Regions from separate parts of the Homo sapiens genome. Here region 2 is linked to region 1. A link is an interaction called in ENCODE POLR2A ChIA-PET data of the cell type or tissue named here. Cell type or tissue: HepG2. All regions are shown on one strand. Each heading gives the region's core, and the rest is flanking DNA. Links, peaks and the distances in the headings are about the cores only. Region 1 overlaps PUM1 (pumilio RNA binding family member 1). Region 2 has its middle 60 kb from the start of PUM1.

The links. ChIA-PET counts read pairs that join two places held together with the same protein. Peaks named below come from ENCODE experiments on the same cell type or tissue, not always from the same donor. Only the 100,000 strongest peaks of a DNase experiment are listed, where the experiment ranks them.
Region 2: POLR2A ChIA-PET joins it to region 1 with 5 read pairs; 4 of 35 experiments call an interaction of 5 or more read pairs at or near these places.

What each region holds. Positions count from the first base shown.
Region 1 is chr1:31,033,092-31,045,583 of GRCh38, reverse strand. The region is part of intron 2 of PUM1 (pumilio RNA binding family member 1); the gene reads left to right. Among named protein-coding and RNA genes, the nearest start is that of PUM1, 26 kb to the left of the region's middle. RefSeq lists an enhancer at 11,023-11,524. In HepG2, for the core only: no CTCF peak of the experiment used is centred there; a DNase peak (open chromatin) is centred at 5,313.
Region 2 is chr1:31,119,946-31,132,437 of GRCh38, reverse strand. No RefSeq gene overlaps it. Among named protein-coding and RNA genes, the nearest start is that of PUM1, 60 kb to the right of the region's middle. RefSeq lists an enhancer at 9,751-10,252. In HepG2, for the core only: no CTCF peak of the experiment used is centred there; no DNase peak of the experiment used is centred there.

The DNA.
Region 1 (12,492 bases), core at 3,234-8,233:
TGTACAGATGGGGTCTCATGTTGCCCAGGCTTGTCTTGAACTTCTGGCCTCCAGCAGTCCTCCTGCCTTGACCTCCCAAAGTGCTGGTATTACAGGTGTGAGCCATCATGCCTGGCCTGTTAAAGATTTTTTAAAATAGCAGCTTTGGCCAGTGCAGTGGCTCAAGCCTGTAATTCCCAGCACTTTGGGAGGCTGAGGTGGGTGGATCGTCTGAGGCCAGGAGTTCGCGACCTGCCTGGCCAACATGGTGAAACCCTGTCTCTACTGAAAATACAGAAAAAAATTAGCCGGGTGTGGGGGTGGGCGCTTGTAATCACAGCTACTCAAGAGGCCGAGGCAGGAGAATCGCCTGAACCCTGTCGGGGCGGAGGTTACAGTGAACTGAGATCGCACCACTGCACTCCAGCCTAGGTGATGACTTCGTCTCAAAAAAAAAAAAAGCAGCTTTACAGATTTGTAGTTTATCCATTTAAAGTGTATAATTCCAGCTGGGCACGGTGGGTCACTCCTGTAATCCCAGCACTTTGGGAGGCCGAGGCGGGTGGATCACGAGGTCAGGAGATCGAGACCAACATATGAAACCACATCTCTACTAAAAATACAAAAACTAGCTGGGCGTGGTGGCGCATGCCTTTAATCCCAGGTACTCAGGAGGCTGAGGCAAGAGAGTTGTTTGAATCCGGGAGGCGGAGGTTGCAGTAAGCCGAGATCGTGCCATTGCACTCCAGCCTGGGTGACACAGCTATACTCTGTCTCAAACAACAACAACAACAAAAAACAAAACAAAACAATAAAAATTAGCTGGGCTGGAGCCTGAGGCGGAGCTTGCAGTGAGCCGACATCATGCAATTGCACTCCAGCCTGGGGGACAAGAGCAAGACTCCATCTTAAAAAAAATATATAGTTCAGTAGTTTTTAGTTTTTAGTGTATTCATTGTTGTGCATATATCATAATCATTAATTTTAGAATATTTGCATTACCCCAAAAATCCTTTACCCAGCAGCCGTCACTCCCCAGTCTTAGGCAACCACCAGTCCACTTCTGTCTCTTTATTTGCCTATTCTGGACATAAGTGAAGCATGTTTTGTGACTGCCTTCTTTTACTTAGCATAATGTTTTAAGGGTTCATCTATGTTGTATGTAGCATTTATCAGTACATCATTTATTTTTATTTTTTATTTTTTAGATGGAGTCTCGCTGTCGCCCAGGCTGGAGTGCAGTGGCACGATCTCAGCTCACTGCAGGCTCCGCCCCCTGGGGTTCCCGCCATTCTCTTGCCTCAGCCTCCCGAGTAGCTGGGACTACAGGCGCCCGCCACCTCGCCTGGCTAATTTTTTGTATTTTTAGTTGAGACGGGGTTTCACAGTGTTAGCCAGGATGGTCTCGATCTCCTGACCTCGTGATCCACCTGCCTCGGCCTCCCAAAGTGCTGGGATTACAGGTGTGAGCCACTGCGCCCGGCCTTCTTTTTATTTTTGTATAATATTTCATTGTATAGATCTGCCACATTTAATTTATCCATTTATCAGTTGATGGGCCTTTTTTTCTTCTTTTTTGGCTATTATGGATAATGCTGCTATGAACATTTGTGTTCAAGTTTTTTTCTGTAGACATGCTTTCATTTCTCAGGTTTGAGAGTATATAAATTTGTAATGTATAGGTACAAAAATAACAAATTTCTTCACTAGGGGCAGGTGCTCATTAGAAATGGGGGATGGGAGGATTAGTTTATCTACAACTTACACTATGGATTTGGAATTTTTCCAAGCCACACATTTTACTGGGGCTAATGACTACTTTCTTTTCTCTCTGAAGGAAGTATTTGGAGGCTAACACTGTAAATAAACTTGTTTACAAACCCGGGAAGAGGAGTGCTTAAACTGTAGAGAACAGGTGTTTTCAGTGAGCTCCGTAAACTCTTTAGATGCAATGAATATGCAGTTGATTGATCTGCTGGTGACAATTTTTCTTTATTAAAGCAAGTTCCCTAAGAATTTTAACAAGGGGACAGTTCATTAACCTAGTCTTGGTTATTATATGTATTTAAAATCACCAAATTGGGTGTTAATTATTAAGAAATGTTCTCTGTAATCCCAGCAATTTGGGAGGCTGAGGCAGGTGGATCACCTGAGGTCAGGAGTTCAAGACCAGCCTGACCAACATGGTGAAACCCCCATCTCTACAAAAATACAAAAATACAAAAAAAAAAAAATTAGCCGGACATGATGGGGGGGTGCCTATAATCCCAGGTTCTCAGGTGGCTGAGGCAGGAGAATCACTTGAACCCTGGAGGCGGATGTTGTGGTGAGCTGAGATCGCACCATTGCACTCCAACCTGAGCAACAAGAGTGAAACTGTCTCAAAAAAAAAGGAAATGTTCTTTAATTTGTTAGAGTTTATTGAGTCAAATTGCTTCCCCCACCCAGTTGTCCCAAATTAGGGAGATACCACTTTTAAGGGTCAGAAGCCTTGTAAAATACAAAACAATGAAATTAATATGTCGTTCCTTTGGAGAAACTTAGTTTCATAAAGAGAGGAGGGAATTATAAAGATAATTGTTTCTGGCTAGGCGTGGTGGCTCATGCCTGTAATCCCAGCACATGAGGCAAGTGGATCACCTGAGGTCAGGAATTCGAGACCAGCCTAGCCAACATGGAGAAACCCTGTCACTACTGAGAAAAAAAAAGAAAAATCATCTGGTGCATGCCTGTAATGGCTTGACTCTTGGAGGTGGAGTCTGCAGTGAGCCGACGTCGTGCTACTGCACTCCAGCCTGGGCAACAGAGCGAGACCCTGTCTTTTAAGAAAATGGTCTTTAAGTTCAGTGTAGCCCTTAAAAGTGATGTACATGGATTAAGGACTGGAAGAAAGTACTGCAAAGTGTTTATATTTGTATGCATGGAGAGATTACAGGTAGTATGCTTTGCTCTTGTCCATTTTGTATTTTCTGAATTTCAAACAGTTAAAAAAGAAAAAAAGACAAACCTTATACCATCTGTTAAGAGCTTGGTCTGCCATTTTGAGTGAAAGCAGATGGTTTACACATTTCCAGTGGAGTTTAGATGTTAGAAAAGACCTTGGAAATCGAAATTATTTAGCTTTTTTCCCCTGATGAAGTGCTGTCCTTTGCATTAGTTATCTCTCTTTTAATTTTTAAAAAAGTTAGTAGATATGTTGAATATAGGTTGCTGAAATAGGTTGGGTGTATTCAATGAGATCTAGAGGCAATTTTATTTTATTTTATTTTATTTATTTATTTATTTATTTATTTATTTTTGATACAGAGTCTCGCTCTGTTGCCCAGGTTGGAGTGCAGTGGTGCAATCTCGGCTCACTGCAACCTCTGCCTCCTGGATTCAAGCGATTCTCATGCCTCAGCCTCCTGAGTAGCTGGGATTACAGGGATGCACCACCATGCTTGGCTAATTTTTATAGTTTTAGTAGAGACAGGGTTCCAACCATGTTGACCAGGCTGGTCTCGAACTCCTGACCTTAGATGATCCACCTGCCTCGGCCTCCCAAAGTCCTGGGATTACAGGCGTGAGCCACTGGGCCTGGCCTAGAGATGATTTTATTTTAGTATTATTTCCTTTCTGTATCTAGAATTAATAACGAGTAATCATATGCTTTGTCCTGGAAGTGTTCTAATATTTTTACATGATTTGAGCCACTCAGTACTGTATGCACATTTTTATCTTTCTCATTTTTTTTTAAAAAAAGTATGTTAGTCCATTTTGTGTTGCTATAAAGGAATATAGGAGACTGGGCAATTTATAACAAAAAGAGGTTTATTTGTCTCAGTTTTGCAGACTGTACAGGAAGTAAGTTACAGCATCTGCTGCTGGTGAGGCCTCAGGACACTTTTACTCATGGCAGAAGGCACAGTGGGAGCACATGTGTCACATGGTCAAGAGAGGGAGCTGGAGAGAGAAGAGGTTCCAGGCACTTTTAAACAGCCAGCTCTTGTGTGAATTAATAGAGTGAGAACTCACTCATTACCATGGGGAGGATATCAAGTACTTCCTGAGGGATGGGCCCCCATGACCCAGACACTACACACTAGGTTCACCTCCAACCTTAGAAGTCACATTTCAGATGAGATTTGGAGGGGACAAACATCCAAGCTATATCAAAGTATAATATCCTTTCCCCACACCCCCCGCCCCCCAGAGGATAGCTTTTCTTTAAAAAAAAAATTTACTTTTTGACTGGCCGTGATGGCTCATGCCTGTAATCCTAGCACTTTGGGAGGCCAAGGTGGGAGGATCACTTGAGTCTAGGAGTTGGAGAACAGCTGGGGCAACATACCAAGACCCCCATATCTGTTAAAAAATATTTAAAAAGCCTAGGAGTTTAGTTTTCATAAGTGCTCAGTGAATGGCATGATGCTATTCAAAATTGAATTTAATTATTTCCTTCAATTCCTGTACTGTATTCTGTTTCTGTGGTTGATATATCCATTTGTGGCATGTTAGGAGCTATCCTAGATTTCTGCCTCCTGTTTCTGCCGACAATAGTTCCGAGATTATACCTATGTTGCTTTATTTGATAGGCTCATGTTTCTTGCCTGGAGATGTTCAGTAGTCTTCTCACTGGCTTTCCTGCATCTCCCGTTTTCTTCTTTGTAGCCATTGTCTGTGCCACTGCCAAATTGATGTTTTTGAAGATACGATCTGCTTATTTCTCACCCTTTTGCTCACGCACTCGTGTGTGTGTGCGTTTTCTTTCCTGTTGCTTTTGGGATAACTTCTAAGCTCCTCCTCATAGCATAGGAGACCTTTCATGTTATTTTTTTTTTAAAGATAAAATAAATTTTTATTTTAAATTTATTATTAGTTTTAGAGATGAGGGTGTTCACTTTGTTGCCCAGGCTGGACTTGAACTCCTGGCCTCAAGCAGTCCCTTCCCCCTTGTGTAGCTGGCACTACAGGCATATGCCTTCGCATGCCCAGCTGTCTTTTGTGTTTTGGTCCAGCTTGCCTCTCCAGTCCTTACTGGCGCTCCATTTCGGCTATACTAAAGTATTTGTAGTTTTGTGAATACCCATCCTATTTTTATAGTTTGTGCAGTTTCTCAGCATACTAGTGCTATTTTTATTTATGTAGTTTTCTCTTTGGAATCCCCTACCTTCTTCATTTACCTGGCCTTTTCCTCATCTTTCAAGCTTCAACTAATGTATCTTCATCTCTGATAAATGTACTCCTTTACTCCCACTTTTCTCCAAGGTTGGGTGCCTGCCTTTGATGCCACTATTGTATGTCATACACATCTCATTGAAGCTTTATCTTCCTGTATTGGAGTTTAATATTTACTTTTTCCCTTAACATCCGGTGCTAGGAAGCTGTTTCAATAAAGAGATTCTTGGCGGGGCATGGTGGCTCATGCCTGTGATCCCAGCACTTTGGGAAGCCAATGTGGGAGGATCGCATGAGCCTAGGAGTTCTAGAAGAGCTGTGGCAGCATAGTGAGACCCTTGTCTCTATTTTTTAAAAAAAAGAGATTCTTGGGCTTAAGTCCAGTCCTGCTGAATTAGAATTCTCAATGATAAGACACAGTTCATGTATTTTGTTTTTAATATTTATTATTATTATTTTTGAGATGGAGTTTCGCTCTTGTCGCCCAGGGATTACAGGTGTGAGCCACTGGGCCCAGCATGAGTTTTTTTAAATTTCTTGTGAGATAGAGTCTTGCTCTGTCTCCCAGGCTGGAGCACAGTGGCAGCATCTCAGCTTTCTGTCTCACTGCAGCCTCTGCCTCCTGGGTTCAAGCGATTATCCTGCCACAGCCTCCCAGGTAGCTGGGATTACAAGTGCGCCACCATGCCTGGCTAATTTTTGTGTTTTTAGTAGAGACGGGGTTTTACCATGTCAGCCAGGCTGGTCTTGAACTCCTGACCTCAGGTGATTAGCCTGCCTCAACCTCCCAAAGTGTTGGGATTACAGGCGTGAGCCACTGGGTCCAGCCTAACATCTTTTTATATACACCCATCTATAGCCTACGTTATAGAATCCTTACACATACATAACATTTTTCTGTGTTTAAAAAGTTTTAGCCTGGGTAGGCTGGGTGCAGTGGCTCATGCCTGTTATCCCAGCACTTTGGAAGGCTGAGGTGGGTGGATCACAAGGTCAGGAGATTGAGACCATCCTGGCTAACACAGTGAAACTCTGTCTATACTAAAAATACAAAAAAATTAGCCGGGTGTGGTATCAGGCGCCTGTAGTCCCAGCTACTCGGGAGGCTGAGGCAGGAGAATGGCACGAACCCGGGAGGCAGAGGGAGCTTGCAGTGAGCTGAGATCGTGCCACTGCACTCCAGCCTGGGTGACAGAGCCAGACTCTGCCTCAAAAAAAAAAAAAATTTTTTTTTTGTTAGCGTGGGTAACAGGGAGACCTCATTGCTATAAAAAAATTAAAAAGTCAGCCAGGCATGGTGACATACACGTGTAGTCCCAGCTACTCAGGCAGCTGAGGTGGGAGGACTGCTTGAACCTGGCAGGTTGGGACTGCTGTGAGCTGTATTTGTGCCACTGCATTCCAGCCTGGGTGACAGAATGAGGCATTGTCTCAAAAAGAGAAAAGGAAAAAAAAAAAAAAAATATATATATATATATATATATATATAAAATTTTAAAACATTTTAAATGGCTATATAAATTCTCTAAGTATATGCTTTAATAATTACTGCTGTATTTAGACTGTTTCCATCTTTTCCTATTACAGTACCAGGTTAAAGATGTTTGTTAACAAATCTGTGCCCATATTTCTCATGATTTGCTTAGGTTAAATTCCTAGAAGTGGAATTACCAGATCAAAGGGCATGAATATTAATCAAACCCATATTACATATTGTCAGATGTCCAGAAAAGTCAAATAAAGCAAGGTAAAGTTGTGTGTATTTGTATGCGTGTTTTAAAGAAGGATAAGAATCATCTTAAAGAACCTAGCTCTAGCAGTACTATTTCACCACTTGTATGACTAAGGGCAGTTTCTCACATTACAAATATTTGTATGTAATGCCTGTCATGTTTTTGATACTGTGCTAGACGCTCAAGGGATTATTTTTAGGGAGATAAGACAAATCACCATAGCACTGTTAATAAGGTGCGGTTTGGTACTTGGCGGGTGTTACTTCAGATGTTAAGGAGAGTGTAGAAAGTAGTGTCTACCATGGTCTTTGAACAGTAGTCTACATTTCTGCAATGCCTAGTCCATCGCAAAGGGAGAGCAAATCAACTAGAGAAGTAATCGCAGGTTAAAGTTTTTCCCCCTTGTTTAAATAATTTCTACCCCCTCAGTTCATGGAGACTAACACTGTAGGCATGCCTGGTAGCTGATAGTTCTCCTCTGAACATATTTCTCTCTCTCTTTTTTTTTTTTAACCTTTAGCTTTAAAGATCATCTGCATTTTCTTCTGTAATAAAAGGTATCCACCCATTTGGCCATGTTTATTTATTCTTTAGCAGTTGAAGTATTAAATGATGCCAGGGTTTTTTTTTTTTTTTGAGATGGAGTCTCACTCTATTTCCGAGGCTGGAGTGCAGTGGCGAAATCTCGGCTCACTGCAACTTCCGCCTCCTGAGTTCACGCCATTCTCCTGCCTCAGCCTCCCAAGTAGCTGGGACTACAGGCCCCTGCCACCACGCCTGGCTAATTTTTTTGTATTTTTTAGTAGAGACGGGGTTTCACCGTGTTAGCCAGGATGGTCTGCTGACCTCCTGACTGTGTTAGCCAGATGATCTCCTGACCTCGTGATCTGCCCACCTTGGCCTCCCAAAGTGCTGGGATTACAGGTGTGAGCCACCACGCCCGGCCCTAAATGATGCCAATTTTTATTTTAAATCCTGAATAATCTTATATTCCTTCTTTCTTTTTTTGAGACTGAATCGTGCTTTGTCGCCCGGGCTGGAGTGCAGTGGTGCAATCTTGGCCGCTTCCTTGGTTCAAGCAGTTATCCTGCCTCAGCCTGCTGAGTAGCTGGGAATACAGGTGCCCGCCACCACGCCCAGCTAATTTTTTGTATTTTTAGTAGAGGCAGGGTTTCACCATGTTGGCCAGGCTGGTCTCAAACTCCTGACCTCAAGTGATCCGCCCGCCTTGGCCTCCCAAGTGCTGGGAGGCATGAGCCATTGTACCCAGCCTAAATTCATTATGTTTTAGATCTTTAACTTTCTCATGGGGAGGTAGATACCCAGACTTAATAAACCTTTTCACTGTCCACCTGCTAGTCTTGGAAAATAATTTTAATGAAGCGTCACCGATACTTGGACAGTTTCTGTCACGTCAGCAGAGAAATATCAACAGGAGTGATTGTAAAGTGGCTAGTCTTATGGTCCAAGTGTTACGATCTTTGATCCACTTTTCAATTTATTTCAAGATCTGATCTATATTATTTTCTAGCTCTTCTGGTTTATTGCTGAATAGTTGATGCCTGGTTTTTCCTTGTAGGATATTGTGGCTTCATAAAGAGTGAGAAATCTCACACTGAGTATTGTCTTTTAGTTTCTTCTGACCTTAACCCCTTGTTTAAGTCTTGTGTACAATACACTGGTTGGTATCTGTTCTCAGCACAAAAAACTATGTGAAGCCAGTGTTCAGGGAAGAAACCACAACCATGGTAATCAGCAGTATCTTTACCTTCTCTCATATGGTTATCTGACTCATCAATTACTCTTATCTTCATCTGAAATGGGACAGTCATACTCTTCTTCATTATAGCTATCAGACAACTGCCCTTGTGCTGAACCACCCACATTAATGTATTTTAGGCCTGGTCTTGATGTAAGTTCTTTGCCTCGTGTGGTTTTTCCTACCCTTCGTGTACTCTGAGTGTGGCTCCAAAGACCTAAACGTGTCCTCATGTATAGCCAGGAACTTCATAGCATTCTTCAAAACAGAACACTAAGCTGCTCCCCAGTGGAGAGCTCGAGGCCTCAGAGCACTCCGAATCCCTGCCTCCCCTGCTGTCCAATCCCATTTTTAGCCAAGTGCCTTGACTGGGGAGCAGGATGTTTGCCTGAACATATTTTTTGTAGAGATGAGAGTCTGCTGTGCTGCCCAGGCTGATCTTGAACTCCTGGCCTCGCCTCAAGTGATCCTCCTGCCTTGGCCTCGAAAGTACTGGCCATGTAGAGGTGTGAGCCACCCTGTATGGTCTGCTCTTGCCTTTGATGACAACAGGAACAAGTGGTAAAAGGCATAAAGAGCTGAATTTGGGCCGGGCATGGTGGCTCACACCTGTAATCCCAGCACTTTGGGAGGCCGAGGCAGGCGGATCATGAGGTCGGAGTTCAAGACCAGCCTGGCCAACATGGTGAAACCCCATCTCTACTAAAAAATACAAAAAATTAGCCAGGTGCAGTGGCACGCACTCGTAGTCCCAGCTACTCGGGAGGCTGAGGTAGGAGAATTGCTTGAACTCGGGAGGCAGGGGTTGCAGTGAGCCGAGATAGTGCCACTGCACTTCAGCCTGGGCAACAGAGTGAGACTAAAAAAAAAAAAACAAACTTGAGTTTGAATTCTATTTCGGATCTTTATCAGTTACATGATTTTGGACAAGTAATTTCTGTAAACCTTGGTTTCCTCGTATATAAAATGGAATAACGTCTGTTTCGCAGTGCCAGTGCCTGGTGTTTAGTGTTGTTGTTATTGACAGTTAATAAATGATATGAACATTCATTCATAACATCATGCAATAGGTTTTGCAGCCATTTATACCAAAAGAGGTTTTTTGGTTTTTTTCTCCTCCAGTAATTAGGAAAGAATGATTTATCTATATTTTGTTTAAGGGCTGTAATAACTTCTTGCTATTCTTTTCTTTTTTTTTTTATTTGAGATGGAGTTTCACTCTCGTTGCCCAGGCAGGAGTGCAGTGGCGCTATCTCGGTTCACTGCAACCTCTGCCTCCCAGGTTCAAGCAATTCTCCTGCCTCAGCCTCCTGAGTAGCTGGGATTACAGGTGCACGCCACCATGCCCGGCTAATTTTGTATTTTTAGTAGAGACGGTGTTTCTCCATGTTGGTCAGGCTGGTCTCGACCTCCTGACCTCAGGTGATCCGCCCGCCTCGGCCTCCGAAAGTGCTGGGATTATAGGTGTGAGCCACTGCGCCCCACCAACTTCTTGCTTTGCTTCCAAAATGGGAATAATATTATCTGTGTTTTCAGGGTAGTTATGACTTTTTTTTTTTTCTTTTGAGACAGACTTGTTTTGTCACCCAGGTTGGAGTGCAGTGGTGCAGTCTCGGCTCACTGCAACCTCCGCCTCTCGGGCTCAAGTGATTCTTGTGCCTCAGCCTCCCAAGTAGCTGGGATTACAGGCATGTGCCATCATGCCTGGCTGATTTTCATATTTTTAATAGAGACAGGATTTTTCTCATGTTGCCCAGGCTGGTCGCAGGCTCAAGGGACCCACTTACCTCAGCCTCCTGTGTAGTTATGACTATTAAAAGAGATGATAAAGTGTATAAAGTATTTATGGGATCAGGACCAGACACAAAGTAAGTCTTAGTAATAGTTGTTATTAATACAGATATATCGTGTGCAGAAGATGCTGTAGAACAGATTTACTAGGTTTTTTTCCCTTTGTTGATTAAATTCAAATTAGATTAATTCTTATATTCTCTTTCCTTTTCTCATTGCTCAAGTTTCTCCTCTTTGCCTGCCATTTTCTCACTGGTATTTCCTTTCCATAATGGTTCCTGGCATCAACGATTCTGATTATATTGTTCTGATCTCTTTTAGTGAAATGGAACCATCATGATCTAGGTTTCTGTATGCAAAAAATCCTTGAGAACAAAAGTAGGTGTGGAGATGAAGAGCCTATCTTTATGAGGAAATAATCTAGCAAAGGCAGTTAAAAGTATGGAAATCTACTCTAGTTAACAAAAATTCAGGGGATTTAGTGAAAGAACACTAAGGACTCTCTGAACCTCAGAGCAAGAAATATATATGTGGGCTTCCTGAATACTTGGAGGCTTTCTGTTTTTTTAAAGGGCACTGTAGTCCCTTGTCTCTGCTTCTTTCAGCACATTTCTTTTCTCTATGTTGACTGCTACCTTTTGCTTATACGTCAATTAGCCACCACACCTGGGTAATTTTTGTATTTTTGGTAGAGACGGGATTTCACCGTGTTGGCCATGCTGGTCTTGAACTGCTGACCTCGAGTGAAACTGTCCACCTCAGCCTCCCAAAGTTCTGTGATTGCAGGTGTGAGCCTGTACATTTGTTTTAATATGGAAATTTTCAGTGTGATTTAATGAACTCCCCAACTCAGTGATACTCTGTTGTAACTGAGTTTGGTTTCTCTAATCAGGCAACAGACAACTAGTCAAATCGGCTCCAGTAAAGGGACGTTCATTGTAAAGACACACTGAGCAGTTCAGGACAAGAATGCCAGTAAAGCAAGTACAAGAACTGAACCAGAATGCTAGCAAAACCTGTGTCGTTTTTAGTGATTTTATTCCAGAATGCATGGTTTAACATAATGTTTGCTTTATTCTGCTTTTTAAGATTCAATGTTCAATAATACCTGCTTGAAAAATGGATAAATTGTAATTATTCAAATAATTGAATTTCTATTTGGATCATTAACTTCTTACAATTCAGAATTCCTTTGTGCCCAAGTCTGTTTGAATTTATTTTCCATGGCTGGGTGCGGTGGCTAATACCTGTAATCCCAGCACTTTAGAAGGCGGGAGGATTGCTTGAGGTCAGGAATTCAAAACCAGCCTAGATGACATAGTGAAACCTTGTCTCTACAAAAAAATTAAAAACAATTAGCTGGGTGTGGTGGTGTGTGTCTCTAGTCCTGGCTACTCGAGAGGCTGAGGTGGGAGTTTGAGGCTGTAGTGAGCTGTGATTGCGCCACTGCATTCCAGCCTAGGTAACAGAGCCAGACCCTGTCTCAAAAAAATAAAATGGGCTGGGCGTGGTGGCTAACACCTGTAAGCCCAGCACTTTAGGAGGCCATGCTGGATGGATCACTTGGGCTTAGGGCTTCGAGACCTGCCTGGGCAACATGGTAAAACCTCGTCTTCTTCAAAAAATATGAAAATTAGCTGGATACTCGGGAGGCTGAGGCAGGAGAATGGCGTGAACCCGGGAAGCAGAGCTTGCAGTGAGCCGAGATTGCGCCACTGCAGTCCGCAGTCCGGCCTGGGCGACAGAGCGAGACTCCGTCTCAAAAAAAAAAAAAAAAAAAAAAAAAAAGAAAATTAGCTGGATGTGGTGGCACATACCTATAGTCTCAGCTGCTCAGGAGGCTGAGATGGGAGGATCACTTGAGCCTGGAAGGTGGAGGTTGCAGTGAGGTGAGATCGCACCACTGCACTCCAGCCTGGGCAACAGCCAGACTCCATCTCAAAAAAAAAAAGGAAAAATCAGTAAGGTCGTCTTCTAAACTTCCTTTATTTTTTGGCTCGATAACCAATATGGTCTCCTAATTCTCTTCCTAGCCCTGTATTTAGATTTCCACCTTTTATTTCTGCCAGCCTA
Region 2 (12,492 bases), core at 4,610-9,609, 85 kb before region 1:
TTTTTTTTTTTTTGAGACAGAGTCTCACTCTGTCACCCAGGCTGGAGTGCAGTGGCGCAGCCTCGGCTCACTGCAACCTCCACCTCCCGGGTTCACGCCATTCTCCTGCCTCAGCCTCCTGAGTAGCTGGGACTACAGGTGCCCGCCACCACGCCCGGCTAATTTTTTGTATTTTTAGTAGAGACAGGGTATCACCGTGTTAGCCAGGATGGTCTCGATCTCCTGACCTCGTGATCCGCCCGCCTCAGCCTCCCAAAGTGCTGAGATTACAGACGTGAGCTACCACGCCTGGCCTTTTTTTTTTTTTTTTTTTTTTTTGAGACGGAGTCTTGCTCTGTCACTCAGGCTGGAGTGCAGTGGTGTGATCTCGGCTCACTGCAACCTCTGCCTCCCAGGTTCAAGTGATTCTCCTGCCCCAGCCTCCCGGGTAGCTGGGATTACAGATGTGTGCCACCATGCCTGGCTAATTTTTGTATTTTTAGTAGAGATAGGGTTTCACCATGTTGGCTAGGCTGGTGTTGAACTCCCAACCTCAGGTGATCTGCCCGCCTCGGCCTCCCAAAGTGCTGGGATTACAGGCATGAGCCACCTAGCATGGCTAATTTTTGTGTGTGTGTGTGTGACAGGATCTCACTCTGTCACCCAGGCTGGAGTGCAGTGGCACCAACTCAGGTCACTGTAGCCTCTGCCTCCTGGGCACAAGTGATTCTCCCACCTCATTATCCTCAGTAATTGGGACTACAGGTGTGCACCACCACGCCCAGCTAGTTTTTATATTTTTAGTAGAGACACTGTTTTGCCATGTTGCCCAGGCTGGTCTTGAACTCCTGAGTTCAGGTGATCCACCTGCCTCGGCCTCCTAAAAAATGCTGGGATTGTAGGCATGAGCCACTGTGCCCCACTGATTATGTTCTTTTTTAAAAAATTTACAGGCCGGGCGCGGCGGCTCACGCCTGTAATTTCAGCACTTTGGGAGGCTGAGGTGGCTGGATTACCTGAGGTTAGGAGTTTGAGACCAGCCTGTCCAACGTGGTGAAACCCCATCTCTACTAAAAATACAAAAATTAGCCAGGCATGGTGGCGTGTGCCTATAGTCACAGCTACTCGGGAGGCTGAGGTGGGAGAATTGCTTGAACCTGGGAGGCAGAGGTTGCAGTGAGCCGAGAAAGCGCCACTGCACTGCAGCCTGGGCGACAGAGTGAGACTCTGTCTCAAAAAAAATTTTTTTTTTAATTGGGCCGGGCATAGTGGCTGGGTTCAAGCAATTCTCTGAGTTCAAGTTCTCTGGGGTCAAAGAAGTTTGTTCTTTGTTTTGCATGTAGAGATGCTTTTAAAAAGCTAAAAAACGCCGGGCACGGTGGCTCACATCTGTAATCTAAGCACTTTGGGAGGCCGAGGCAGGCAGATCACCTGAGGTCAGGAGTTTGACACCAGCCTGGCCAACATGGTGAAACCTGTCTCTATTAAAAATACGAAATTATCTGGGCGTGGTGGCAGGCACCTGTGATCCCAGCTACTCGGGAGGCTGAGGCAGGAGAATTGCTTGAACCCAGGAGGCGGAGGTTGCAGTGAGCCGAGATTGTGCCACTGCACTCCAGCCTGTCAAAAAAAAAAAAAAAAAAAACTAAAACAGTTTTCTGTGTAAAATCATGTTTGACACACATATAAAACAGGTATTGAAATAAAAATGACAATAGCAATGAAAATTAGAAGAGTTGGAGTTATGTTACAGGAAGATCACAGAAAATAATGCAAAACAACATCGACAGAAAATAGGGCCAGGTATAGTGGCTCACACGTGTAATCCCAGCACTTTAGGAGGCCAAGATAGACTGATTGTTTGAGTCCCTAAGTTCAAGACCAGCTTCGCAGCATGGTGAAACTCTGTCTCTACAAAAAGTACAAAAATTAGCTGGGCATGGTGGCATGTGTCTATAGTTCCAGCTACTTGGGAGGCTGAGGCAGGAGAATCGCTTGAACCTGGGAGGTGGTGGTTGCAGTGAGCAGAGATCATGGCACTGTGCTCCAGCCTGGGTGACAAAACGAGACCATGTCTCAATAAATAAATAAATAAATAAAATAGGGCAGAAATGAGAAAATCAGAGGGCCTGTCTAGGAAGTGTAATATTTCAGTTTCAAGAGTTCCAGAAAAAGCAGAGGAAACAGAGGGAAGGAAATCCTCAAAGAAAACTCAAGAAGTTTAAAGAACATTGGTTTCCATAGGATCTACTAAGTTCCTAGAAAATTGGATGAAAATCGGTTCATGCCAAGGTAACCTGGCAAAAATTTCAGAACAAAGAGACAAAAAGAAGATGTTACAAGATTACAGAGAGAAAAACAAGTTTTCCAATCCTGTGTACAGAAGAAAATATGCTGATGTAAACTGCACAAGCATGCACACACAGAATCTGGCCATTGATGTTAAATCTTTGTAAACAAAAGACACCCATTCTGTTACTAGACAAAAAACAGTATGGGCAAGAATTTTTTTTTTTTTTTTTTTTTTTTTTTTGGATGTAAGTGAAGTTACAGTGAATTCTATTGTTTTATCTGCCCAGAAACTACACCTCACTCTTCTGGGGAATGTTCCTATCCTCCTTTCCCCGACATACACCATGTGTTCCAAATGGGTGCCCCCAAGTCTTACAGGCCCCACCTCCCTGGCCATGTTACGTCAAAGTGTATTTAACCCCAAGATTGCTTAAACCTGGAGCTAGAGAGAATGACTCTGACTTCCAGTTCAGTGGTGAAGATGGGAGACTCTATGGCCACTGGCCACCATGACTCCAGCGTAGGTTTGGAACAATAGAGTTCAGGTGGAAAGAAGCAGAGATGAGAGACTGGGCAGCGTCTGAGACCCTGGATCTAGCCATCCCTGAACCCTTGCAACCTGGACCCTTGCACTTTCCATGGTGATGCCAGTCTTCCAAAAGAAAACAAAATAAAAACCATTTGTCTGATCTGGGTTTCTGTCACTTGAAACAAGTCATGGCTGATACAGAAATGTGAGAAGGCAACTACTCTTGCTTGTATCAAAACTAATTATAACGAACATACTGAGAATTAGGATGCACCAGGCGCTGTCTGAGCACTTTTGTCTCATGTACTCTGAACTGAAAAGAAACTGAGGAGGCTGGGCGCGGTGGCTCACGCCTGTAATCCCAGCAGTTTGGGAGGCCGAGGCGGGTGGATCACGAGGTCAGGAGTTCTCGACCAGCCTGGCCAACATAGTGAAATCCCGTGTCTACTAAAATTACAAAAATTAGCCGGGCATGGTGGCACATGCTTGTAGTCCCAGCTACTGGGGAGGCTGAGGTAGGAGAATAGCTTGAACCTGGGAGGCGGAGGTTGTGGTGAGCCGAGATTGTGCCACTGCACTCCAGCCGGGGCAACAGAGCGAGACTCCATCTCAAAAAAAAAAAAAAAAGAAAAGAAACAGGACAGAGCAGGTGGGTCACTCATTCATAGTCTGGGGTTTAAGCTCAAGTACATAAAAGACCATCAGAGACCTCCCCTCACTGGGACACTCGCCTCCTGCTCACATCTACTTCACCTACTCCCCCCAGGCCACATCCAGCCCTGCCACTTTGCTCATGAGTTATCTTCTGTGAGACGGTCCTTTCTTCCAGCTCCGGCAAAATCCTATTTGCCCTTCAAGGCCCACTCAAATGTCTCCTGCCCTGCTCCTCTCTAGGCCCCTCATCCACAAATGCAAGTTAAAACCTCGTCTCCTCTGTGTCCTCACTGCATTTGCAAAATATGAAATTGAGAGCGGGCTGGGTGCGGTGGTTCACGCCTGTAATCCCAGAATTTTGGGAGGCTGAGGCAGGCAAATCACCTGAGGTCAGGAGTTTGAGACCAGCCTGGCCAACATGGCAAAACCCCATCTCTACCATAAATACAAAAATTAGCCAGGTGTGCTAATCCCAGCTACTTGGGAGGCTGAGGCAGGAGAATCGCTTGTACTCAGGAGACAGGTTTCAGTGAGCTGAGATCACGCCACTGTACTCCAGCCTGGGAGACAGAGCAAGACTCCCTCTCAAAAATTAATTAATTAATTAAGAGCACAGCTCTGATTTATTTATTTATTTATTTATTTATTTATTTATTTATTTATTTGAAACAGGGTCTCACTCTGTCACCCAGGCTGGAGTGCAGTGGTGTGATCACAGCTCACTGCAGCCTCGATTTCCCGGACTCAAGAGATCCTCTCACCTCAGCCTTCTGAGAAGCTGGGACCACAAGCATGTACCACCATGCCAGGCTGATTTTTGTATTTTTGGTATAAACTGGGTTTCACCATGTTGCCCAGGCTGGTTTCCAACTTCTGGGGTATATCATCCACCTACTTTGGCCTCCCAAAGAGCTGGGATTATAGGCATGAGCCATCACACCTGGCCACCTTACTTTTTCTAAGCCTCAGATTCTCTTTTTTTTTTTGGCACAGGGGATGGAGTTTCACTCTTGTCACCCAGGCTGGAGTGCAATGGTACAATCTTGGCTCACTGCAACCTCTGCCTCCCAGGTTCAAGCAATTCTCCTGTCTCAGCCTCCCAAGTAGCTGGGACTACAGGCATGTGCCACCATGCCTGGCTAATTTTTGTATTTTTAAAAGAGACGGGTTTTCACCATGTTGGCCAGGCCGGTCTCAAACTCCTGACCTCAAGTGATCTGCCTGCCTTGGCCTCCCAAAGTGCGCCCAGCCTCAGATTCTTTATAATGTGGAAATAATGATAGCCCAGCCTTGTAGGATTGCCATGAAGTTTAGATCAGCTACTGTTTGTTAGGCACATAGCGTATCATCAACACGGGCTGGTGGTGCCAGCAATTGATATCTCCGTCTATATTGGGAGTTTTCCCAGTATATTTTTCTGGGGCTTTGTCTCCTCCCCTAGGCTCTGGCTCTTTGAGGGCAGATACCCTATGTGATGATTCAAGTGGCTGCTCGCTTAAGACGTCTCCCCCTGGCTTCCAAGTGATTAGCTTTCCAGTTAGGAATTCAACATTTGAGTCTGGTTAGGTTATTTTAAAAATAGTTCCTGACTGCATGTGAGACGCACCGATCCAGTCTCCTTATAAAAAATGTATGCATTACAGCTAAGGCAAAGATCTCCTATGAGCATCAAACCAATCCCAACCCTTTTAGAGGCTACCACAGCTATCAGTTTGATGTGTTTGATGACTTATTTTTATTGAAGCTACTCAGTATTTAGGTACTTTTAATCTGAAGGCTCATGTCTTTCTTCTATTCTGGAAAAATCCTCAGATCTTATTTCTTAAAGTATTTGCCATCCACCCCATTCTCAACTCCTGGACTGTATGTTAGATGCTCTCAGAATGGCCTCCCTATTTCTTATTTTCTCCCTCTTTTCCTTTTCCTTCCCTTTTCCTTCTGGGTCAATTTCTTAGTACTACATTTTTTCCTGCAATTTTACTATTATCATTATTATTATTATTTTGAGATGGAGTTCCACTCTTGTCATCCAGGCTGGAGTGCAATGGCACGATCTCGGCTTACTGCAACCTCTGTCTCCCAGGTTCAAGCGATTCTCCTGCCTCAGCCCCCTGAGTAGCTGGGATTACAGGCACCTGCCACCATGCTGGCTAATTTTTATATTTTTAGTGGAGATGGGGTTTCACCATATTGGCCAGGCTAGTCTCAAACTCCTGACCTCACATGATCTGCCCGCCTTGGCCTCCCAAAGTGCTGGGATTACAGGTGTGAGCCACCGTGCCTGGCCACAATTTAATTATATTATAATAAAGCAATAAAGAATGTTTCAGAGCCTAGTGATGGATCATTTAGTCTAACATCTCATAACAACTTTGAAAAGCACAAGATATCAAATTTTTTTGTTTTGTTTTGTTTTGTTTTTGAGACAAAGTTTCACTCTTGTTGTCTAGGCTGGAGTGCAGTGGCACGATCTTGGCTCACTGCAACCTCCGCCTCCTCGGTTCAAGTGATTCTCCTGCCTCAGCCCCCCAAGTAGCTGGGATTACAGGCATGCGCCACCATGCCTGGCTAATTTTGTATTTTCTGTAGAGATGAGATTTCACCATGTTGGCCAGGCTGGTCTCGAACTCCTGACCTCAGGTAATCCACCTGCCTCAGCCTCCCAAAGTGCTAGGATTACAGGCGTGAGCCACTGCACCCGGCTGATATCAATGTTAAAATTGTGGCATATAGAAAGTTTAATAAAGAAGGAAATGTGGAGAGTAAAATGTAGTTGTAATCCTATTAAAGGCCTTGTCCATTTTCTTTTTTCGTCTGCCAAGAACAAGCAGAGAGTCTTGTCCGTGATGAAAGACTGACAGTGTATTAAAATGTTTAAAGTATTAGGAGGTGGAACACACTTTCAAAGGCAGTTAATAACATTCGCCATATGAACAGTCATTTGATTTAGCACAATAATCTCAGCGTGAAATGTGTAATTTTGCACATAACTGAGTGGCCCCTCCATCTCTGCTACACAGCTCACAGCTCCCTAACCTATCCCGCCCCAAGTCTGACCATCATAAATGCACATCCTCTTTACCTCACTCAGGAATCCAAGTCCCATAATGATTACAGAATGGCTGCTCAGATTATACTCAATAGCCCTGAGATGGGAGAGCCTGAAAGCTAGCCAGTTTCAACGACTTTCACCAGGAACAAAGAACTTAATGATCATTCTCCAGCAAACTAACTTATTTTCCAATACCTCCTTAACCTGGGACCTAACTACGTGTGGTCTCTTTGTTGCTATTCTTGTTTACTAATTATGAGTGCAAGAGATATTTTAATCCAGATATGCTCAATGTATTTCTATTTCCTAATGACAAAGAAGGCTTGATGTGCACAGTGCGATGGGTTATCTTTTGTTCCTTTTACTGTGCTCTGATTTGTTACCCATTAAGGCATATTTGGGCAGAAAAAAGAAAAACTGGGAAGTGGATTGCAACACACACATTTCTTTCTTTTTTTTTTTTTTTTTGAGACGGAGTCTCGCTCTATCACACAGGCTGGAGTGCAGCGGCATGATCTCAGCTCACTGCAACCTCCGCCTCACAGGTTCAAGTGATTGTCCTGCCTCAGCCTCCTGAATAGCTGGGATTACAGGTGCCCGCCACCTCGGCCGGCTAATTTTTGTATTTTTAGTAGAGACGGGGTTTTGCCATGTTGGCCAGGCTGGTCTTAAACCCCTGACCTCAGGTGATCCGCCCACCTCGGCCTCCCGAAGTGCTGGAGTGAGCGAGCCACCGCACCCTGCCAACACACACATTTCTTTTTTCTTTTCTTTTCTTTTCTTTTCTTTTTTTTTTTTTTGAGATGGAGTCTCGCTCTGTCGCCCAGGCTGGAGTGCAGTAGTGGCACAATCTCAGCTCACCGCAACCTCTGCCTCCCAGTTCAAGCGATTCTCCTGCCTCAGCCTCCCGAAAGCTGGGATTACAGATGTGTGCCACCACACCCAGCTAATTTTTGTATTTTTAGTAGAGATGGTGTTTCATCATGCTGTCCAGGTTGGTCTCGAACTCCTGATCTCAGGTAATCCGCCTGCCTCTGCCTCCCAAAGCACTGGGATTACAGGTGTGAGCCACCGCGCCTGGCCAACACACAAATTCCTTAAACTGAGAAACCTCTGAAAACATGTGATCTAATTCAGCTTTTCCCTAGAAAAAAATTAAAGAGGCTGGGTGTGGTGGCTCATACCTGTAATCCTAGCACTTTGGGAGGCTGAGGCAGGCAGATCACTTGAGCCCAGGAGTTCAAGACCAGCCTGGGCAATGTGGCAAAACCCCATTTCTTAAAAAAATACAAACATTAGCCAGGCGTGGTGGCACACACCTGTAGTCCCAGCTACTCAGGAGGCTGAGGTGAGAGGATCACCTGAGCCCAGAAGGTCGTGGTTGCAGTAAGCTGAAATCGTGCCACTGTCTCCAGCCTGGGTGACAGTGAAATCTTTTCTCAAAAATAAAAAAGAAAAAAAAAATTAGGGCCGGGCGCTGTGGCTCACGCCTGTAATCCCAGCACTTTAGGAGGCCGAGGCGGGTGGATCACAAGGTCAGGAGATCGAGACCATCTTGGCTAACACGGTGAAACCCCGTCTCTACTAAAAATACAAAAAATTAGCCGGGCGCGGTAGCGGGCGCCTGTAATCCCAGCTACTCGGGAGGCTAAGGCAGGAGAATGGTGTGAACCCGGGAGGCGGAGCTTGCAGTGAGCCGAGATAGCGCCACTGCAGTTCCACCTGGGCGAAAGAGCCAGACTGTCTGAAAAAAAAAAAAAAAAAAAAAAGCAAATTTGGTGCTTGTTCAAGCACTCTTATCATGGTGTCAAATTCTAGCATAAATTATAACACTCAAAACATACGTACTTTTAAAAGAAAAATAAAAGCAAGCCATTTAAAAATAATATTTTTGGTCAGGCATGGTGGCTTGTCCCTGTAATCCCGGCACTTTCGGAGGCCAAGGTGAACGGATTGCTTGAGTCAGGAGTTCGAGACCAACCTGGGCAACACAGGGAGATTCCATCTCTACAAAAAAATTTAAAAAATTAATCAGGCTTGATGGCACACACCTATAATTCCAGCTACTTGGGAGGCTGAGGTGAGAGGATCCCTTGAGCCCAAGAGTTAAGAGGCTGCAGTGAGCTATGATCGCACCACTGCACTTCAGCCTGGATGATAGCACAAGACCCTGTCTCAAAAAATGAAATAAAACATAAAAACCAAAAAAAAATTTTTTTTTCTAAATGTCACTTGATGGTTTTTTGTTTTTGTTTTTGTTTTTTGAGACAGAGTTTCGCTCTGTCACCCAGGCTAAAGCGCAGTGGTGCGATCTCGGCTCACTGCAACCTCTGCCTCCCGGTTCAAGTAATTCTCCTGCCTCAGCCTCCGGAGTAGCTGGGATTACAAGTGTGCACCACCACACCGGGCTAACTTTTTTCTTCTTTCTTTTTTTTTGTATTTTTAGTAGAGACAGGGTTTCACCATGTTGTCCCGGCTGGTCTCGAACTCCTGACCTCATGCTATCTGCCTGCCTTGGCCTCCCAAAGTGTTGGAATTACAGGCGTGAGCCACTGTGCCCAGCCTAAAAACTAAATCTTACTATTGGGCTATTTTGCACATCTTTTGGTATCCAGATCAAAATTAGTGGAAGTGAAATGGAAATATAATCTAAAAGTATTTCTGTCTGCTAGATTCTTAGGCCCAGAATCTGAATGGCAGGGAAAGGAGGTTCTGCTCATCTTACTAATTATCCCTTTTTTATCTGGAAGTAACTGCTGCTTTCTGGCTGGTTTATTTGTGCCACTTTCTTTTTCTTTGTAGGAAATGGTGTAAATGGGGGTAGATCTTCTTGGTTTATGTTCAGGAGAATGTTTCTGACCTTTTTTTTCCTATTAATATTGCAAAACAGCGTTCCTCGGGGCTTCCCAAGCTTTGGTCTCTTGGCAACAGACTTCGGTCAGAGCACAGTTACCAATAGGCTGTGGAGGGTCGAATTCAGCACGACACACACAGCACTGGCTCCAGGGATCCAGGGAGTGGGAATGCTGTGCTTAGCAGTCTTCGAAGGCAGGCTGGGGTTGAATATTGTGCCTGTCAGATAAACCTCATCCATTAGCCGCTCTAGTAGGTGCGGCTTTTCAGCTGCATCACATTGTGGAGCATCCCATGGACAATGGAAGGCTTTTTTTTTGTTTTTTTGCTCTTTTGTTTTGAGACAGGGTCTCTGTTAACCAGGCTGGAGTGCAGTGGTGCAATCACAGCTCACTGCAGCCTTGACCTCCTGGGCTCAAGTGATCCTCCTGTTTCCTCCTGGGACTACAAGCACACAACACCATGCCTGGCTAATTTTAAATTTTTCATAGAGATGGGGTCTCGCTATGTTGCCCAAGTTGGCCTCCAATTCCTGGGCTCAAGAGGTCCTCCCACCTCAGCCTCCCAAAGTTGCTGGGATTACAGGCATGAGCCACCATACCCACCCAACAATGAACATCTCCACTGAACACCGACGTCTAGTTCCTTCAGCACGTGGTCTTGGAGCAGTTGCCTGCTGGAGACACATTTTAGCTGGAGTGCGATGATGCTGGACAACAGAGTGTACTTGCCAGAGCCTAGGGCCCCCAGGCTCACTGTGATCAGCAGCTGCTTAGAGACATCTGTGCTGGAGAGAAAATCAGGCTGCCTCCAGGCAGACCGGGAGGAGAGTTTTGGCCTGCCTGGCCTGCTCACCCAGCTCTTTCTCATCTTCACTTGCTAATTTGCATGCCTTTTTTGGAGGGGGGATGGGCAGAGTTGGTAAGTCTTTTAACTCACTTGCACACTTACTTGTCATCTATAATCATGCTCCTCCACTTTTTAACATCTTTTAACAGGGGTATAATTTTCTTAGAATGAAATCCTTAGATTTTAAGTGGAGTTGGTTGAGTCTTGACAGAAGCATACACTTCTGTAACCCACACCGTTCTCAAGATAAAAACACCTCCACTGCCCTGGGAAGTCACTCCCTGCCCTTCTCTGTTCATCTCCCACACCCCCATCCCAGTACAATAAGCCACAGGAAGAGTTTGGTGTCCTGAATTTTTTCTGTTTTTTTTTGGTTAGTTTATTTTTATTTTTATTTCTTTTGAGACGGAGTCTCACTCTGTCCAGCAGGCTGGAGTGCACTGGCATGATCTCAGTTCACTGGAACCTCCATCTCCCAGGTTCAAGCAATTAATTCTTGTGCCTCAGCCTCCCGAGTAGCTGGGAGTACAGGCATGCACCATCACGCCTGGCCAGTTTTTGTATTTTAGTAGAGACAAGCTTTCACCTTGTTGCCCAGGCTGGTCTCGAACTCCTGACCTCCAACAATCCAGCCACCTTAGCCTCCCAAAGTGCTGAGATTACAGGCATGAGCTATTGTACCTGGCCACATTATGATTTTTTTTTTTTTTTTTGAGACAGAGTTCTGCTCAGTTGCCCAGGCTGGAGTGCAGTGGCATGATCTCAGCTCACTGCAACCTCCGCCTCCCAGGTTCAAGCAATTCTCCTGTCTCAGCCTCCCCGAGTATCTGGGATTACAGGTGCCTGCCCCCATGCCTAGCTAATTTTTTTTTTTTTTGTATTTTTAGTAGTGACAGGGTTTCACCACCTTGGCCAGGCTAGTGTCAAACTCCTGACCTCAAGTGATCTGCCCGCCTCGGCCTCCCAAATTGCTGGGATTACAGGCATGAGCCACTGTGCCCAGCCCGCATTATGATTTTTAATCTTTGTTTTATATTGTAAGCAATTGTTCATGGTAATACACAGAAGGAAGCCATATTGACTGACTGTCAAGTACTTTGTGAATATTATCTCATTTATTTCTCACAACAACTTTCTCAGGTATCATTATCCCAGTTTTACAGATGAGGCAGCTGAGACCCAGAAAGGTGGAGCTGCTTAGCTAGGCAGCATGGGCCTTATATGGTGGGGCTATTATTAGGAACCAAGCCTGTGCAATTCCCCAGTTCCTGCCCCCACCCTGTCCACACTGCCTCAATAAAAACCCTTATGAGTGACAGTCTTTGAAATACCAGGGTCCTGTGCAGGTGGGACACAGGCAAGACTTGATCTAGAAGGTGTCAGAACCCTGGGTCTGTACGTCCTTGGGAAGGGCCTTGAGTTGACCGTAATGTGCTGGAGTCTGCGCACCTCAGCTCCTGAGCGCTGACTGCTTAATTTTCAGGTTGATGTCAAGTTGGTAGCTTGAAATCGGCCACAGTGAAAGACTTCACACCAAGGAAATTGACACATGCTACAAACCAGGGCTGCCTTTGTACCCCAGAGAGCTGGTTGTTAAACACGTACCAGCACGCCACTGGGGATACGCACCATGCTGACTATGGTTTTCTGAGTGGAATCATCCACAATCTGATAAGCCTTCCTACATGGTTGAGTGAAATGGCACAGGAGCCTAGGGTCTGATCTGAGTTTGGGAGCCCACCGGGCATGCAACTGTGAGCATGGTGCTCCTACTCTGGAGTTTCAGGTTGGTTTTCTGCAATGAAAAGAAGAACAGCCAAGGCACATGGAGTGAGGGTCCTAATAGCGTGTCTGGCCCCAGCTTTCTGCTTCTCCCAGGCTATAGGGTGGAGTTAGAGAAGGGCAGGACCAGGCAGGTTTTAATAGTCTCTTAGCCATTAATAATGAAGAAAGCTGCCTGGAGAGACAGATCTTAATTTTGGTTTGGCAAGAGAAGCTGCTATTTAAAAGTTACTGGTTGTTTTTCAGCCTGGAAGGACACGGAAAGTCACTTGGAGGCTGAGCTGTCCAGGGCTGCTTTGCTCCCAATCTCTCTCTCTCTCTCTGTGTGTGTGTGTGTGTGTGTGTGTGTGTGTGTGTGTGTGTGTGTGTGAAAGTATCCTTTGCACACTGACAGAAGCTGCCTCTCTAAACTGGTGTCTATGAAGACAGGAGCAAGGAAAAAAATTTGCCTTCTTTTTTTTTTATCAGACAGGATCTCACTCTGTTGCCCAGGCTGGAGTAC